Linked DNA regions of Mus musculus: region 2 is linked to region 1. The links are chromatin loops, found by intact Hi-C in ENCODE. Cell type or tissue: left cerebral cortex. All regions are shown on one strand. Links, peaks and the distances in the headings refer to the core of each region. The heading gives the core; the rest is flanking DNA.

Evidence for each region. Hi-C counts contacts between places; a loop is a spot of excess contacts. Peaks named below come from ENCODE experiments on the same cell type or tissue, not always from the same donor. Only the 100,000 strongest peaks of a DNase experiment are listed, where the experiment ranks them.
Region 2: it touches region 1 in a loop (4-fold over the local background); 2 of 42 quality-filtered maps call a loop at or near these places.

The regions. Positions count from the first base shown.
Region 1 is chr11:93,094,105-93,097,028 of GRCm38, reverse strand. It overlaps a transcript of Car10 not described here. Among named protein-coding and RNA genes, the nearest start is that of Car10, 2.8 kb to the left of the region's middle. In left cerebral cortex, for the core only: a CTCF peak has its summit at 1,234 (motif pointing right); DNase peaks (open chromatin) are centred at 796 and 1,230.
Region 2 is chr11:93,034,351-93,037,274 of GRCm38, reverse strand. No RefSeq gene overlaps it. Among named protein-coding and RNA genes, the nearest start is that of Car10, 63 kb to the left of the region's middle. In left cerebral cortex, for the core only: no CTCF peak of the experiment used is centred there; a DNase peak (open chromatin) is centred at 1,567.

The sequences.
Region 1 (2,924 bases), core at 245-2,744:
TGTAGTACAGTGTTGTGGTTTTAAAACTGAAAAGCACGATGGGTGTTTATCACAGAGCTCAGAGATTGTGCCTTCCTGTACATTTTGCCTTAAGACCAATGCTAGTAAATAATAGTTCATCCCTTTCTTTCCTGCCTAGACCTGCCACTGTCACTGTAAACGTTTAATTTATCATTGTTTATAATGTATTTAAAAAATAAACTCATGAGATTATTTGTTAGTTAAAAAAATGTATTGATTGATTTCCATAGACCAGGCATTGATGAGTCTCTAGCATGAATTATCTCACTTAGTCATCATTAACATCCCGTCTTGGTCCATTTGTGATGCTTTCACAAAATAGCACAGCCCACAAAATTTATAAATAATTTTTTACACTCCTGGAGGCTGGGAGAGGGCTGAGGTTGGGACATTCCACACTGAGAGAAAGGGTTCTTTCTATGTCCTTATACAACAGGAGACAGAAAGACAAAATATTTTAAAGCACTTCCCATGATAGTTTTATAAGGGTAAATCCTTCCATTCGTGAATGTAGAATCCTTATGACCTAATCATTTTTCTACAGGTCTACCTCTCATATAAGCACATTGGAGATTCGATTCCAACATGAATTTTGGAAGGCACACATTTGAGCCACCATAGCAGATCCCTGTACAATACATATCTTATAAAACAATCTCAGAGTCTCTATTTACCTCACAACTACTAACAGGTAGTACAGAGATTACGTCTGGGAAGTCCAGACTATGCAAATTCATTTCATGCTTGAGAAAACGAAATGCATCACCGTGAAGGAAGTGTTGGGAGCTTAGGGAAAGTCTAAGTGTTCACACCACACACATAGAGACAATCAAAGTCGGGCTGAAAACATACTGGCAGGTTATGTAACTTCAAAGTTACTTAAATTAAAATCAAGAGAGAGAGAAAAGATTACTGGCAATTGGGAACAGACCAGAGCATTTCTAACTAGGAGTCTAAAGGCCAATTCTCTTACACTTGCAATCTGGCAATAAACACAACATGCCCCCAGTGTTTAGGTTTCTTACTAGAGTCTCCTAAAGAAATAACAATATTTTCTTAAGTGTTTTCTAGGATTGATCTGTATGTTTCATTTTAAACAGTGAAACCCTCTCGTTAAATCCAAATAAAAACTCAGTGAGAAAATATTAAGTAGGAATCTTTAAATACAGTACTTTTTATTCCTAAGTGAGTGCAGTGCTCTTGACAGCCAGAAGAGGGCATCAGATTCCCTTGAGCGGGAGTAATGGGTGATTGTGAGCCATTGGATGTGGGTGCTGGACACTGAATTCAGATCTTCTGAAAGAGTAGTATGACACTGAGACATCTTTCCAGACCCTTATATCCAAATCTTTATGTCTTTTGAAATCCTCTTCCAAACCTGCTTTCATCTTATCTCATTTCTAGTCCTTTAATTTCTCCATTACAAATTCAGTGTAAGTGTTTTACAAAATTGAGTAGAGTTTTGGTGAAGCTCAACCGTGAGATACAGTATCAGTTGCCTTTAGACTTTCGAAGAAATACAGTTCCATTTCCCAGGAGGATGACACTGAATTTGGTGGTGATGGTGGTGGTGGTGTGTTATCTTCTTTTATATTCACTTCTCTAAAGCAAGTGACTCACCTGATTGGTCAAACTTGTAAAAACATAGCATACTTGTTTGGATATGTTTCTTAAAAGTAGTTCATATGGAACTAGAAGGTGAAGACAATCATGGGGGTTTTTTTTTGTTTTGTTTTGTTTTGTTTTGTTTTTGATTTTGTTTTTGTTTTTTGTTTTTTTGTCTTTTTTTTTTTTTTTTTGCTCTCCTACTAGCCTGCGTTCAAGTACAAAGGGCTCACTGTGTCCTTTAGGCTTCACCCTCATCTCTCTCACACTCTTTGAGACAATGTCATGCTATTTGCTAACTTTGGCCTGAGCCTTACTTTGTATGTATGTTTCATTCCCCCATGTCCTATCTACTACCTTGAGAAGAGTGGAGTCAGAAAGACCTTTGTTCTGTTGCAGTGACTACATCTCTGAGGTCAGCCACAATCAACCATGTGTGTGGAAAAGAATATTTAGAGCCTACTTTATATAACTAACCACCTATACAGGTGATTTCACTAGTTCTGAATTTGAGAGAAACAGTTGGAAAAACATCATTTTAATTTTTATTTAAATGTTTTTATCTAAGGTGCATATACACATAGAATCCCTATCAAAAGTTGAAATTACTTAAAGACAAAATATATGTCATGTTCATGGATTAAAAAGAACTCAATAATATTAAAATAATAGTTTCATCCAGGTATATTATGAGTTAATATGGTCCCAACTACAATCTCAAAAAATTCAGGCATGACGGTACATACTTATAATCCCAGCATCTCAGAGGGTGAGACGGGGGTATTTTGAGTCTAATGGCAACTTGGGCTATCTCAGCAAACAAAACCAGACTGCAGCAAAATGTACAGAAAATAAATAAACTGTCTCTAAAATCTATATGAATTTGCAAAGGACCTAAAACATACAACGCACATTTGAAAAGAAAAAACTACAAGATTCAAACTATCTGACTTCAGGACTTATAAAACTTCAATAATCAAAACAGCGAGGCAGTTGTATCAAGACAGAGAAATAAATCAATGAAACAGAAGAGCAGAGAGTCCAGGAATAGAATGTCACACATTCATTCAGCTGATTTTCACTGAGTGCAAAGTCATTTCCTTAGAGAAAGAATGATCATTTAGGTGTGGTGAGCCAAGGAAGCTCTGAGTGGATGGGTATGGTGTGGGTGAAGTGAATGTGCACTGTTGATACGGATTTGGCCATGTCAAGGATCAATATCTCAAGTCCATAGGATTTGATAACACTTGGTCACTGTCCCTGGGGGTAAGGCTCAGAGGGACAGCAAAGACTCCTTC
Region 2 (2,924 bases), core at 109-2,608, 60 kb after region 1:
CTAAAAGCATAGTAACTGTGCAAAAAAAAAAAAAGAAATTTAACTTCCTACAAGAGCAAACTGTACTTCATTTGGAACTGGAGTCAAAGGGCAAGGATTTAAATAATAAAATGTGCTCTCTCCTTATCTGTGCATCTGAGCAAGTTATTTAAATCCCCTGACCTTAAATCGACTTGTCTTTAAAGTTATGATAATGATAAGAATTTCTGCCTTATTATCTTCATGTGTATATTAAATGAGATAATGTATGGAAGAATAACAGCTCTGTAAGCTAGGAAGTGGTAAACAAGTGTAACGTGTGTTATATTTACCTCACACAGATTATGAATCATGTGTCACAGACATAAGATCTCTACTAATCAGAAAGATTTTAATTGCAAGAATGACAGTTAGAAAAATAAAGTTGCATAAAGAGACCGTTTTTTCCCATCTCATCAAATAGACTGATGATGGTAAGTAGTTAAGTCAGAAGGTTTAGCAATGTGATCAGACACTTAGCTGGTGTCTTCTTGATTTTAGCACTGTCTTCTTTAGCACACTGGCTTTGGATTTAATAATTTTTGCCTTGAGGATGGCAGCAATGGTTACGACTCTCATGCTCGAATCCAAAGCAGGAAGCTAGATGCCCAGACTTTGTTTGCTCTGTACATTGGGGAACCACACACTTTTCCACAGTCTCCCCTCAGATTTCTGCTCATGTCTCATTGCCTAGAATGGTGAGACCTGCTTGCAGCTCTGGGGACCTGCAGAAGAGAGCTTACTTTTCCTAACAAGCACAGTGAAGGAGGATGGCTAGAGAGGGCACTTTTGGGTTTGTCAGCTAACTGTCTGCATGAATATCTCCCAAAAAAGAATTTTCAGCTTTGTATCAATTACCGAGCAACAAAGCACAGAATGCTGTCCTTGGAGCTGTGGCCAGCAGATGAAGGATTAATCATTAAGACTAATTAAGAGTCAGCATTTTTTCCCAATGCTTAGTCATTCTTTCAGATATCAATAAACTTAAATAAAGACCATCGGAGTCTAGTATTTCATGGACAAAAGGGTCACCTTTGCTATAGAGTTTGCCCTTAAAAAGTGTGTTCACTAGAAATCAAAGGAAAGCGTAAAAGAAGTCATCGCTTGCACAGTGCAGAAAGACAAACAGACAATTAAAGATAGGTGAAGATGTAGCCACAGGAAATAGATACAGGAAGACATTACAAAAGAGGAACAAAGGAAATTAAAATAGGTGCATTCCCCTCTCTACTCAAGTCCCAACATAGCACTTGCTTTATAAAGAGCAAGGCAATTTCCTCTCTAGTCCCACCTGTGAGCCGAAGTCACAGTCGGGAGATCCAGGCAGTCTCCTGACTAGTCAGATCATTGGGTTATTTTTATCTTCTGGTCTAGAAAAGTTAGCAGTAGTTTCTTTCTCTTCATTAACATGGCTAAATAGCTACAGAGGACACCTTGACTGAACCAACTCATAATTAAAACTCTTGGGACCATGATTGTGGAAGCACCAGTTTGGTCAAGAAGTAGCCTCAGGCTGTGCCTGGTCTGCTGGTTGGTGCAGCACTTGAGAGTAGAATAACCACACAGGCCCAGCAAGCAGATGGCTACTTTCTGTTTTTAGAAGAGGCAACTTGGGAGGCCTTCTGCTTTTTATCTTATTGAAAGGCATTCTAAAAACTCGAAAGCTATCAATTGCTCTTCATCCTTTTCATTTAAGCCAGAACAAAAAATACATTAACATTAATTTATTATTTAAAAATGATTGGAGTGGAATGTATAATGCTCCACACAGAAAATGTAGGAATTAATTCCACCAATAAATCTGGAACCAGACTGCACAATCACAGTGAACTGTTCTAACTGTCTGTGCCTATAGTTATGTGAAAAATTACCTAGCCATGCATTTTATTATACCTCTCATTCCAGGCTGTCCCAGTCCTGTCTCTTTCATTCATTTTCCCCTCTCTCTTCATCTACAAAGGCCCTAACACAAAAAGACCCTTGCAAAGCAGCAAGATAGGTAACTTTATAACAGCTGTCTACCTGAAACATCTCATCACTTCCTTATTATAAGCCCTGCAGATGTTTTTATACACAATAGCTAGTATTAATGTTACAGCTGGCAAGCCCTTTGTGAAGGACATGTTACATTTTAACTCTCTTCTTTCAGGGTGGGGTAGAACTTCCTACATAGACCAGGTCGACCTCAAGCTCCTGGCAATCTTCCTGTGTCAGTCTCCCTGATGCCAAGAATACAGGTATGAGCCACCACTCCAAGCAATACAATTATATTCCATCTCCAGTTATAAACAAAACAAAACAAACAAAACAAAACAAAACAAAACAAAACAGGGGTCAGGTGTTTCTGTCCATTGGTTGGGTGCAAATAACTGCATCTGACTCTTTCAGCTGCTTGTTGGGTCCCTCAGAGTGCAGTCATGATAGATTCCTTTTTGTGAGCATTCCATAGCCTCAGTAAGAGTCAAACACTGGACCACCAAACAGACAGCACACACCAGCTGATATGAGGCCCCCAACACACATACAGTAGAGGACTCCCAGGTCTGTGTTCATCAGAGATGAAGCACCTAAACCCTCAGGGAGTTTAGAGGTCAGGTGGGGTTGGGGTGTGAGAGCATCCACGTGGAGAAGGGGTGGAGTGGGGAGGAGGTGTGGGATGTGGAGCAGTCAGAGGCTGGATGGGGAGGGGTGGGGAATGGAATATGGAGTATAAAAAATGAATTACAAATAAAATTAAAAAACAAAACCAAGCAAACACAAAACTTCAATTCATCTAATGGCATTTTTATTGTTGAAATTAAAACATTGAACTGATGAACTGTGTTTAAAAATGTATGTTTTTTTTTATGTCAAGGACATCATTTATGTTCTGTCTTCTATCTATTTATTTTCTATTTACCTAATCT